Regions from separate parts of the Homo sapiens genome. Here all the other regions are linked to region 3. Evidence: chromatin contacts called from ENCODE Hi-C or POLR2A ChIA-PET data. All regions are on one chromosome and are shown on one strand. Each heading gives the region's core, a stretch centred on a gene start or an enhancer-like site at or near the end of the contact. The rest is flanking DNA. Distances are from core to core; before and after follow the strand shown. Region 1 holds the start of GNB1L (G protein subunit beta 1 like). Region 2 overlaps TXNRD2 (thioredoxin reductase 2). Region 3 holds the start of MRPL40 (mitochondrial ribosomal protein L40).

Region 1 (4,265 bases), core at 112-2,611, 420 kb after region 3:
CCACACACAAACGCCACCGGCTCACTGGGAGCACAAGGCCTGCACACACCTTCATCCCACATCTCCTATCTGCTGGCCATCCCCCCTCAGGGTGAGTTCCTCCAGGTACCTCCCAGGGTGGCCTGCAGCACTAGAACCTGCCAGGGCCACTGGCCCTACCTCCACCACCCAAACACTCTGGAATCCCTCAGGTCTGACCCCCCTCTGGGGGGGGGGTCTTCACCTGAAAGCCCAGCCCATGACCCTGGCTTCCCACCTTACTGCAGGATTATACTAAGGCCTGGACGTGAGTCGAGTCCAGTCCAGTCCCTCACTGAGCTCTAAAAAAGCAGTGACCCCGATCCAGGGCCCAGCTCCCACCACCAGCCAAGGTTAGGTATCCAGGTTGCCCACAATGACCACACCCCATGCCCGGGAGCCACAGTGTGCTACCCAGATCTCTGCCTTCCCTTCTTCCCAGTCCCCTACCCTGCCCACTCACCTGCGCACCTGTGTCCCCTGCAGTCTGGGAGAAGGCTTCCCTGCACCAGCCAGCCAGGCCTGCTTTGGGCCTGAGCCTTCCTAACCCTGGGCCGCACTCTCACCATTTTGAGAACCTTAGCCCTCCCACGCCTATCAGTCTGTTGGTCCCCCTACTTTTCTCCCCACACTGCCTGGCATAGAAGACTTTCGGCCCTTCTAGACTGGACAGCACTATCCTAAAGGGGCAGGTACCACGGCGCATGTGTGTTTGCCCCCACAAGGCCAAAGGCAGCACCTGGAACGCTGGAGCCGTTCTCTGCTCTGGGGAGACCCAGGAGCCCCAAGAACAAAACCTGCCCAAAGCCTTAAAGCAAGCTGAGTGCAGACGACTGCACCGCCCGCCCCCCAGCAACCGCCATGCAGGAAATACGAGCTCACAAGGCCCACGGCAACAAGAAGCCCACCCACCTGAGGCTACGCGAATCGCCCGCGAAGAGGGTCCTGGGATCCGTAGCCACAGACCGTGGGACGGGCCTCCCTCTGAGGGCGAGAGTCCAGGCGCCACCTAGAAAGTGGAGAACGAGATCGGCCGCCGTGAGGCCAGGCAAGGAGCGGGCGCGGCTTCCCGAGACTGCGAGAACGGCCCAAATGTCTCCAGGTGCCCCCACAAACCCCCGGCGCGGACCGAGAAACTGAGGCCCGCAGACCGAAGGCACTGCGACCCAGGCTGGGGCTCCGAGTGCCCCTCTGCGGATCAGAAGTCGGGAAAAGACGCAGGGGCGCAGCTCCAGGCCCGCGTGCACGGAGTTCAAGCCGGCCGCCCGGGCTCCCGCCTCCACACTGACCCTCTTGCCGGAGTCGGGAACGCCTGCTCCTAGGAGCGCCGCGCAGCGTCCAGAGACCGATTACATCGCGCAGCCACGCCCCCAGCGTGCGCGCGGCCGCCGTGTACGACCCGGCGCATGCTCCCGGCACGCTCCACGCGCTCCTCCCATCCAGGCCGCGCCTGCGCTGTATGCCGTGTGGCCGCTACCTCGCAGGCTCTCCCGGTCCCTGCTGGCGCGGCAGTGCCGCGCGGTGGGTGATGGGAGAGCGCGCCCATTCCCACGCCGCGCCAAGTGCCACGGGATCAGGTGGGGCCGCGTGTACAGGCGCGAGACGGTCGGGCCAAAGCTGCCCCTCATGATCCCCAGCGGACGGTGCCCGGCGGTCCCTCAGATCCGGGAAATCTGCACCCGGCTGTGGCGTAGACCGAGGGGCCGATGCTGCTTCAGCCCGCCGTTACTGCCCTGGCGTCAGCCAGACACTGGGGTGCTGCTGGGCGTCGAGAGGGCTGCTGCGGGGCCGGGCTAAGCCTGGGGGGCTGCAGGTGTCGGGGTGGATGTGGGCATAGCGGGGCTGCTGGGCCTCGTGAGCGCCCTGGAACGGCGTGCCCGCGGAGTGCCTCTCATCACTCATTGCCAGTGCGGGGAACCTTGTTAGGGCCCGGTTCGACGTAGCTGCAGGCTGGGCGCCAGAGGCAGGGGGCAGGCAGTCCGAGAGGACCCTCTACCTGCATACCTGGGGGCTGCAGGCAGGGCCTCTGGGCCTCCTTGTTGTGGATATAATTGTGTGCTTCCCGACTCAGGCCGAGGCTGGACCCGGAGACGACAGCGAGGGCAGGCTACCAAGCCCTCCCCACAGGGCCGTGCCCAGCCCAAGCCTGCCGAGTCAGCACCCAGATCCTGGGACAAGATAGGTGAGGATGAAGTGGTGGTGCTCTTCTCACTTGCACAAGCCGTCCCACGCCACCTCTCCTCGGCTTCACGGTGCCTAGAGAAGAGGTGGGAGAGGGTGCAGGCGCCCCAGCTCAGGATCTGATGCCTGTGGGCCAAGGACCTGGATGCAAGCCAGGAGTCCTTGGGGCCACGGGCAGGCAGCCGGATTCACCGGAAAGTGACGCTTCTCAAGGGGAACACACACGTAACACACCAGCTCCCTTTCTGCCCTGGTCCAGTGACTCCTTTCATGAAAGCTCTCTGAAATGTTATCTGCATTTACACCCAAACTCACTCACTTTGATCCCTGAAACGCGAATCAAAGGTCACATTGTACCTTCCCTGGGTCTGTGGGGCTTTCAGCAGCCTGGGCCAAAAATAATAAAAGTGGCACCGAGCCAGGAAACGCCTCCTTGAAGTGGGAATGAAATTTGGATTTTTTTCGGTTGTATCTTTCCTAATTGACCTGATAATTTAAACTTCCTCCCTCAAGGGAAAGGTGGGGGTTCCCACAAATTCAGCTTACCTCAGCCTCAAGGCAGCTCAGTCTACAGCTCAGCGCCCATCAGCAGAGTGGGCAGTGGGCCTGTGGAAGAAATGAATCCAACTGAGCCAGAAAAGGCCTTTTTTGGTCCAAATTTTTTTTTTCTTTCAGGCCCTCTCCTGTGTATAACTGTCATGCACCGCATAACAACGTTTTGGTCAACTAGGGACCACATATGTAACTGGTCATCCAGTAAGCTATAGTTATTTTATTATTGAAGAAAGAAAATTTTTAGGCCAGGCGCTGTGGAGGCTCATGCTTGTAATCCCAGCATTTTGGGAGCCCAAGGCGGGCAGCTCATTTGAGGTCAGGAGTTTGAGACCAGCCTGGTCAACATGGTGAAACCCTGTCTCTACCAAAAATACAAAAAATTAGCCGGGCGTGGTGGTATGTGCCTGTAATCCCAGCTACTTGGGAGGCTGAGGCAGGAGAATCGCTTGAACCCAGGAGGCGGAGGTTGCAGTGAGCTGAGATTGTGCTACTGCACTCCAGCCTGGGCAATAGAGTGAGACTCCATCTCAAAAAAAAAGGAAAATGTTTAATATAAGTGTGTTGCAGCCTAAGTGTACAGTGTTTATAAAGTCTAAAGTAGTGTACAATAATGTCTTAGGCCTTCACATTCACTCACCACTCACACCCACAGCAACTTCCAGTCCTGCACCTCTGTTCATGGCAAGTGCCCTAACCAGTTCTATTTTTTATTTTTTGCACTGTACTTTTACTGTACCTTTGCTATGATTAGGTGCACTAATACCACTGTGTCACAATTGCCTACATTGTTCAGTAGAGTCACTGTGCAAGTTTGTAGCCCAGGAGCAACAGGCCTTACCATACAGCCTAGGTGTGTAGTAGGCTCTACCATCTTAGTTTGTGTAAGTTACTCTATGAGGATCCCTCCATGACAAAATCGCCTAGTGACACATTTCTCAGAGTGTATCCCCACAGTTAAGTGACATATGACTGTTTTTTTATTGTGGTAAAATATAGTAACATTTACCATTTTAGCCATTTTTAGGTATACAGTTCAGGAGCATTAAGTACATTCATGCTGTTGTATATCCAGTGATCACTATTTATTTCTAGAACTTTTTCTTCACTCCAGAACATTAACTCCTCTTCCCCTCCCACTCGCAACCCCTGGTAACCATCATTCTATATTCTGTCTCTGTGAATTTAATTACTCTAGGTACCTCATATAAGTGGAATCATACAGTATTTATCATTTTGTGACTGGATTATTTCACTCAACATGTTTTCAAGGTTCATCCACATCGTAGCATGTGTCAGAACTTCCTTCATTTTTAAGGCTGTGTAATATTCCTTTGTACACATTGACCAGATTTTGTTTATTCATTTGTTGATTGACACTTGGGTTGTTTTCACCTTTTGGCTATTGTGAATAATGCTGCTATGAACATTAGTGTACAAGTATATGTTTGAGTCCCTGCTTTCAGTACATAAGAGTGAAATTGCTGAATGATACGGTAATATTTTGTTTGACT
Region 2 (3,762 bases), core at 108-2,607, 460 kb after region 3:
TCTCTCTTGATGTCATTAATTACAAACTAAATTTGCACTAAAATAAAAAGGTGTTAGACTATCAAAGAGGGGCCTCCGATCCGTGTCACCTGCTCAGGGATGGCCACTCCACCCTGAGAGCATGGAGGCATGTGGATGCCAGGGTCACTGCTGGGCCCATCCCCACCGGGAAGAGCATAGCCACAAACTTGGTTTCACGCAGCTGCAGCAAGGCGCATCCCTGAGAGCAGTCCTGATGGGCCCACCGCAGCCCCCTCGCCCGGGCAGCATCCACACCCACCGCGGCCCCTAAGCCCCAGCTGCACCCACACCAGCACAGAGGGCATCCAGGAGGAGCCGCCCCTTCCCTCTCACCAGGCTTAGGATGCTCCCACCCATCCCCAGCTTGGTTCTTGCTTTCTGCCCTTTCCTGCTGCCTGGCACTCAACAGAGGGACAATCCGCAGGGACTTGTGTAGCTGAGTCTGCGGTGTACGGGAGCCATCAGCCGAGCACAGCTGAGCAAAGACAGTTGCCTGCCGTGTACATGCCAGCAAACAGTGCCTGGGTGGAGAGAGGAGCCCAGGGCTGCAGCCCACCCTGGCAACAGCTCCCCTCCTGGGCACCGCCAGCCCCCATCATCATCTCCTGGGCACCCCAGTCTCTCTGGCTGTGGTCCAGGCACACGTGCCACGTGGGGGAGACTATACAGGGGCAGGCTGTGGGGGTGGCCTCTGTGTGGTGCCAAGAGGAAGCCGGGAAGCCAAGCTCCCATGCTCCATGCATGTTGTGTTTCAGGCTCTGATGCTGGTTTACACACAGGTGGACATCTCTGAGTTATCTAAGATAAAGCCCAAAGAGGAAATAGCTTCAGTGGCTGGGGTAAGATCCAGACGGATTCCTTCCCTGGGTCTCGTCTCACCTGCCATATCACAAGGCCCCAGGCAGACCTGTGGCCACCCTCCCTGGCACTCAGGCACAACAGCTGCCTGGCTGTGGGACCCCCAGGTTTAGCGAGTCCCCTCCTGTGTCTGCTGGCTCTTCTGGCCATGGGCAGGACTCCTGTGGTGCAGGGAGGGATACGCCAGAGCCTTCAGCATCTCACCCTCAAGAGAGGGACAGAGAACCATCCAGAGGGGCTGGGGACGCCAAAGGGGCACATGAAGATCTCAACTTCCAGTTTTTCAGGGCTGCAGTCCAGAGGCAGTCTGTCCCTTCTTTAAAACCAAATCTAAACTTAACTGCACTTAGAAGCCCCTGCACTGGGAGGCGTTTGCTCAGGATGCCCCAGCCTGGCCCTGCTCCCCTAGACAGCCAGGGATTCAGGCCACAACTGGTTAACTCAGCGGGCGAATTCGAGCCCGCAGCAGTGCTGGCTGACTGTCTTCACTCAGCGCTGTAATCGGCACATCTGCAGACAGGAAATCCTCCTCACTGAAGTTCCCAGTCTATTATCTGAGACACCTGGTGTGGGCGGGTGATTCAGAGACAAACAATGAGCGGGGGCCCCCTGCACAGCAATTAACTGCTTTAACTGCTAATATGTTTAATCCACCACGTGGAGATCAAGGCTGCGTCGAGGAAGGGGCTCTGGTCCTCCTCTGCTTCCAGACTGCAGGGCCCACTTCGCAATGCCAATGTCCATGGTCCTCGCCAGCTGCGGCCAGGCGCCAGGCACACGGGCAACGGGCAGGGCCAGCACTCGGCCCCACACGGGAGCTCTGTGCAGCACCTGGGCCCCTTCTGTGTGTGTGTGCACCGGGCACGGAGGCATCCCCCCTTCCTGTCGGAGCCCAGCTTGTGCGGACGTAGTGCACACCCGGTACAGGAAGCAGAGTCGGAGATGTTGGCATTGCCAGCTGTGCCGCCCCTAGGGCGCTTTATTTTAACCTCCCAGAGTGGATCATCCTTTATTGCAAGTAGAAATAAAGCTTGGTTAAAGGCTTATCGTACAAACCAGCAGAAAACGCTCGCAGTTGCTGACCTGGGAAGTGGCTCCTGAATGTTTACAAAACCTGGCTCTGAGCAGCAGCGAAGTCAGCACATGCCCGAGCGGCCCCCAGCAGGCGCGCAGAAGCCGCGCCGCCCTCGGGAAGCAGGGTCAGAGGCCAAGGACTGTGAAAAGCTTCCACCCCCAGCATCAATCATGCCAGGCAGACTGTCTGGGGGATGCTCATTTTGAAAGTACAAAAAAATAAAACAGACTCCTAGCAAGGGAGGATGGGCGTGCAGGCCACGGCAGCTCTGCTGAGTAGGGAGGGGCCTCGCTTGTTGCCTGCCAGGCTGACGCCCCGGCTTTCCGGGGACACAGCCCCCGGCCCATTGGTCTGCTACATCCCTATGGGCTTGGTCGAGGGCTGCCCCTCGGTTCAATGGCAACAGCTCCCTTATGCTGTGGGTGAACGGAGGTGTCAGCAGACAGAGGAGGAGGGCTAGGGCGCGGTGGGAGGGAGAAACTCGCCACCTCCCCTTTAGAGTGGAGTTTATTTGGGAATGACAGTAGGAGGATAAATTTTGAAAGAAAAATAAAGTGGAGTTTAGGATGAGAACCATCAGTACACTCCAGAGTCCAAAATGTTACCTAATCCTTCGTAGTGTTTATCATAATAAACTTACTTAAAATCTACTTTTACAACGTGGCTGAGAACATTGCTCTTGCTGACTGATCACCTCCGGGCCAAGAGCCCTGCGTGCGCTCAGGCATCTCAGGTCCTCCCCGGTCATCACCTCTGCGCTTGTGTCCACTGCACAAAAGTGAAGCCTCAGCCGCTCCAGGCTGGTTTCCTTTCTGATTTCCCATTCCGAGTGACTGCTTCAGAAGTGCATCACCCTATGACACAGCTTGTGCCTCTGGGAGCCCTCCCCCAGGAGACACTGACCCCTGGCCAGCCCCACGCAAGCCCGGTTAGCTGATGGAGGTGGAGGCAGGTGATCTGAGAGGGACCCTGGCTCTGATCTTGGGCTCTCGCAGGGGACAACGGACCAGGCTCAGCACAGAAAGGCCTCGGAGAACTAACAACACTGACTAGGTTGCTCCCGCCTTCAACATGCAAGTTGACAGGGTGATTGGGAAAACTAGGAGCCTAAACTAGACGGCCAGGCACCGAGGTGGGTAGGACATCTGAGCAGGCATGCTGTGTGTGCCGCCACCCACCCTGACGAGGACCCGCAGCCCTCCTTGCGGCGGCCCATCTGCAATGGCCTCCTCTGCAGCAGGCCTGGGACAGAGCAGTGTCTGGGCGATCCCTGTTGGCTCCAGCTGCCCCTTGCCAGTCCCGTCAGACAGCCCCGGCCCAGGCCTGGGCACAGGTATCCCCTGGCTGTGTCCACACTCCCCACACCTGCTCGGCCACTGCCCCATGCAAAACCGGACCTACACCTGACAGAGAGCAAGAAGGTGAGACCAGACTGTGCCCAGCAAGTTGTAGCCAGCCCACGCCTGGCCGGGAAACGCCCAGGCCTCTGCCCAGCACTGGAAGGGTGATGTCTTTGGAAGCCTTCGAAATGTGACTTCTGGAAAGGCCTGCAAAATGCCACTCCTGGCATGTGATGACCTGCCAGGCCCAAAGGGACCCACTGGGAAACACTGAAAGCCACGAGAAGGCTGGACAGAACTTTAAAAACTCTGTGTCATTTTTATGTGCTGAAAACAGGCGGCTTGTGCACACCCATGTTCACAGCAGCATGATCCACAACAGCCAAAAGACGGAAGCAACCTAAGTGTCCACTGACAGATAATGGACACACATACAACTCAGCCTTCAACAGGAAGGAAATGCTGGCA
Region 3 (4,055 bases), core at 344-2,843:
GGACCACAATTCCCCAACTGGGGGCACTGTCCCCAGATCCAGAGGGGCAGTAACAGTCCCTCTTGCAGATTTCGGATCTTCATCCTGCCACTGAAAGGCCACAAGGGGGATTTCATCCCGGTTTCACCTTCAGGACCGTCTGAGCACTTCTCGGGCGATGCAGACCAGTGGAAGGCACTGGCTGGCACCAAGGCCCGCTCCTGGGAGCCAGGCCGCGGCCCCTCCAAGGACCACAGGTGGGCAGCGGAAGACTCAGAGCAAGAGCCAGGGGCGAAGATGGCCCTCGCTGCGGTCAACCCGGAGCACGTGCTGGGGCTCACCAGCCTCTCCGCGCTGAGGACAAAGTCCGCTCCCGCCGGCTTCTTGGCTTGGGCACCGGGTACCGGGCGTCAGGGGCGAGACAGGCAGGACTTGCGCGCGCCCCGACTCGACTCCAGACCCCGACCCGACTCCGGGCTCGGCCTCCCGCGACCCCTGCGCGCACTCACCATTGTGGTTGACCCAGGTCGGCTTCAGGAGCTTCATTGTTCGGCCGCCGCCGCCGCCGGGCTGAGGCGAGCGCCGGGTCCCTCAGCGCGCCCGGGCCATGGAGCCACCGCCGCCGCTTCCTCCCGCGCCACCCGCCCTCCGGCCGCCGCCCGCCCCGCGCCCTCAGGGCCGCCGCGCCATCGCCGGCCCGCGCCCCCCTCCGCCGCCACAGCCGCCACCCGCGCTCGGCCGCCGCCGCCGCCACCACAGCCGCATCCCCTGCGCCGCTCCTCCTCAGGCGGCTCCCGGGCAACGCCGGAAGTCACGGCGCGCACCTGCCAAATCGCCCCGGCGGGAAACCGCTCCCCACGCGGACTGGGCCGCCCCGGCTCCTCCGCTGGCAGGGGCTTCGGGTCGGGCCCGGGCGCGGGCGCCCCAGAAAGGGCGGTTCGCCTGGACGGCGGACAGCGAGCGGGGCCTGCAGTTGCAACCCGGGCCGCCCGCAGAGGCAGGCGGGGCCCAGGTGGCGTGGACCGCCCGTCACCAGCTCTGCCTCGCCAGTCTGAGTCCGACTTATTAACTAGCTTCCGTCATTCATCAACACGCGCTATTGGGCATCTTGCGAGCGCCGGGCTCCGCGCCGGCGCCGGAATGCGATCCGGGCTTCGGACTCGAACGAATGCGGGGGACGAGCCAACCCTGGTGGGGGAGGCTGGGGCGGACGCGTTTATTAGAAGATCGGGGCCGTTTGCCTAGACATGAACATTTGGACTCGGAGGAGCAGAGGGACGCCCCCTCGGCCGCTCCGGCTGCACTGCGGAGCCGAGGCCCGCGCGAGGGCGCAGACCGACCAACCGGCTAGGGCCTGACTGGCTAGACTGTGCCCGCTGCAGAGGCGCGCTCCCAGCACAGGGCGGGGACGGAAGGGAGGACCCCGAGCCGCGTGAAACGCAAGGCCCTCGTGTGTGCGCAGCTGACACCCTAGGCGGGGCTGCGTCGGGGGCGGGGACAGGCGCGTCCCAGCCCACGCAGCCGGAACGCCTGAGCGCTGGGCGCCTGGTCTGCCGGACCTCAGCAGGGGGCACCGCGGGCCGGACTGTGGAGGGGCGCACGCCCGGAAGCGGCGAGGGTAGCCATGACGGCCTCCGTGCTGCGAAGTATCTCGCTAGCCCTGCGCCCGACTAGCGGGTGAGTGCGGACGCTGGCCGGATAGCGGAGTGCCCAGGGCGCGTGCGGGGTCTTCGCGACTGTCCGCCAGGACTCGCCTGTGCTCCCTGCTCGCCTCCCAGTCCACGAATATCTCAGGGATGAGCCATCTGGTCGTGACTCTTATGCATGAAAATCTGAGCACCCTGGCGAGCAGCGGTCCTGCTTAAGTCCTCTGTGGTCTGAACGAAAGATTTTGAAAAACCTTCCACGTTGACCTTGCTGTCATATCAAGTAGTTAGAAGTGCCCCGGGTTTGGGAGCATTGCAATTTTTTATTTTCCTGTGAAGTGGGAGAGAATCAGATATTTATTTATTTATTTGAGACAGAGTCTCGCTCTGTCGCCCAGGCTGGAGTGCAGTGGCGCGATTTCGGCTCACTGCAACCTCTGCCTCCCGGGTTCAAGCAGTTCTGCCCCGGCCTCCCGAGTAGCTCGGATTACAGGCGCCCAACACCACGCCCGGCTAATTTTTGTATTTTTAGTAGAGACGGGGTTTCACCATGTTGGCCAGGCTGGTCTTGAACTCCTGACCTCGCGATCCACCCGCCTCGGCCTCCCAAAGTGCTGGGATTACAGACGTGAGCAACCGCGCCTAGCCTGGAGAAGCAGATATTTATACATACTCTTGTATCTTTCAGGCTTCTGGGAACTTGGCAGACGCAGCTTAGAGAGACTCACCAGCGAGCGTCATTGTTGTCTTTCTGGGAACTCATTCCCATGAGGTAAAACTCAATCGAGGGCCTGACCTCTGGGGGTAAAGGTGTCAGTCTATGTGTAGAGAACAAAGCAAGAATGCTGGATGTGTGGTTTGCAAAATTAACAGCCTACAAAGTTTCTCAGTTAAATTTAGGCCGATGCTTTTCTGTTTTTCCAACATTTTCCAAACCATAGATTGTTGTTTGTAATTTTTAAAATTTGAGCAGTTTCTCAAGAAGTAAGTATTCTCCTTGAAGGGATTCTTGTGTGTTTTAAAGGACACAGCTTAAGTTTCTGTTTCTCCATGACCCTTCCTCTTCCCTGCCCATTCGGAGGCCCTGGAGAGTGTGGGGAAGATGCAAGTATTAAAGGTATTTCCATCTGGCACTCTCGACTCTTTGTAGATACTTGATTCAGTCAATCTTGATAGTAAAGGATTTGATTTTTCTTTTTTTTTTGAGATGGAGTCTCACTGTGTCACCCAGGCTGGAGTGCAGTGGTGTGACCTCGGATCACTGCAACCTTCGCCTCCTGGGTTAAACTAATTCTCCTGCCTCAGCCTCCCAAGTAGCTGGGATTACAGGCGCCCACTACCACGCCCGGCTAATTTTTGTGTTTTTAGTAGAGACGGGGTTTCACCATGTTGGATGTTGGTCAGGCTGGTCTCGAACTCCTGATCTCAGGTGATCCACCCACCTCAGCACCCAAAGTGCTGGGATTACAGGCCTGAGCCACCGCACCCAGTCCACAAATCAATTTTAATAGTAATAAGCTTCTAATCTAACAGTTTGGTATTTTCACTTTTGAGTGTAATCCCAAGGCACACCTGAATCCCAGCAATAAAGAGGAACACTTCCCGATTTTATACCCTGATGCCTCTTGTTGCTTTTGTACTTTTTTTTTTTTTTTTTTTTTTTTGAGACAGAGTCTCGCTCTGTTACCCAAGCTGGAGTGCAGTGGCGCGATCTTGTCCTACTGCAACCTCCGCCTCCCAGGCTCAAGTGATTCTCCTGCCTCAGCTTCCCGAGAAGCTGGGATTACAGGTGCGCACCACCACACCCAGCTAATTTTTGTATTTTTAGTAGAGACAGGGTTTCGCCATGTTGACCAGGCTGGTCTCGAACTCCTGACCTTGGGCAATCTGCCCGCCTTTGCCTCCCAAAGTGCTGGGATTACAGGCCTGAGCCACTGCACCCGGCTGCTTTTGTACTATTTCTTGTAATTGATGGCACCTACACAGTTCTCACAAGTACTGTGGGGTGGAGTACCTCCTCACCACGCTGAGCTCATGAGTTAGTCATGCACAGCTCCTTCCCCCAGTGGAGAGGTCAGTATGGGGTACTTACCATCTTGTCTCTCAGTAGGTTCATGAGACCAAAGAGGAAAATGTTTAATATTTGCTTTATCTATTAGATCAGAACCTCTTCGAAAAAAGAAGAAGGTAGATCCTAAAAAAGACCAAGAAGCAAAGGAGCGCTTGAAAAGGAAGATCCGAAAACTGGAAAAGGCTACTCAAGAGCTAATTCCTATTGAAGATTTTATTACCCCTCTAAAGTTCTTGGATAAAGCAAGGTAAGGATCCTTCTCTAGGGATGAAGTCCTCAGGACAAAGGAGTAATATCAACTTCAGGTAGTTGTGTCTGTAGTTCACACCTGTGATAGTCATTGGTCAGTAGGCTTGAGC

Evidence for each region. A loop is a pair of places that touch in the nucleus more often than their neighbours do. ChIA-PET counts read pairs that join two places held with the same protein, here RNA polymerase II (POLR2A). Pooled maps may share reads with other maps.
Region 1: a loop to region 3 is called in a pooled map, with 18 times the contacts of the local background. The contact joins the promoter of GNB1L here to the promoter of MRPL40 in region 3. A Hi-C loop is called at or near these places in 2 of 168 maps with a recorded cell type or tissue (ascending aorta and sigmoid colon), 12 of 37 single-sample maps with no recorded cell type and 17 of 50 pooled maps. POLR2A ChIA-PET finds 5 or more read pairs at or near these places in 2 of 52 experiments (PC-9 and activated CD4-positive, alpha-beta T cell).
Region 2: a loop to region 3 is called in a pooled map, with 6 times the contacts of the local background. The contact joins the enhancer-like site here to the promoter of MRPL40 in region 3. A Hi-C loop is called at or near these places in 6 of 50 pooled maps. POLR2A ChIA-PET finds 5 or more read pairs at or near these places in 2 of 52 experiments (CD4-positive, alpha-beta T cell and CD4-positive, alpha-beta memory T cell).

Annotation. Positions count from the first base shown.
Region 1 is chr22:19,853,513-19,857,777 of GRCh38, forward strand. It overlaps GNB1L (G protein subunit beta 1 like), which reads right to left and starts at 1,362. Exons shown (of 8, transcript NM_053004.3): 1 at 1,308-1,362; 2 at 931-1,027. It overlaps RTL10 (retrotransposon Gag like 10), which reads right to left and starts at 1,362. Exons shown (of 3, transcript NM_024627.6): 1 at 1,148-1,362; 2 at 931-1,027. LOC124905080 (a long non-coding RNA gene) reads left to right here and starts at 1,460. Exons shown (of 2, transcript XR_007068005.1): 1 at 1,460-2,200. RefSeq lists enhancers at 1-470, 1,893-2,372.
Region 2 is chr22:19,890,319-19,894,080 of GRCh38, forward strand. All of the region lies in intron 11 of TXNRD2 (thioredoxin reductase 2), which reads right to left. Among named protein-coding and RNA genes, the nearest start is that of RTL10, 37 kb to the left of the region's middle. RefSeq lists enhancers at 238-746, 747-1,255, 1,256-1,763, 1,764-2,272 and silencers at 1,997-2,406, 2,573-2,777. Within about 2 kb of position 1,358, at least 13 of the 41 ENCODE cell types and tissues checked have a DNase peak (open chromatin) inside an H3K27ac peak, as active enhancers do; they include CD4-positive, alpha-beta T cell, where a contact is called at or near this core.
Region 3 is chr22:19,430,952-19,435,006 of GRCh38, forward strand. MRPL40 (mitochondrial ribosomal protein L40) reads left to right here and starts at 1,594. Exons shown (of 4, transcript NM_003776.4): 1 at 1,594-1,656; 2 at 2,314-2,397; 3 at 3,785-3,943. The coding sequence starts at 1,604. HIRA (histone cell cycle regulator) reads right to left here and starts at 782. Exons shown (of 25, transcript NM_003325.4): 1 at 489-782. The coding sequence starts at 525. RefSeq lists an enhancer at 1-384 and silencers at 669-1,068, 1,359-1,668.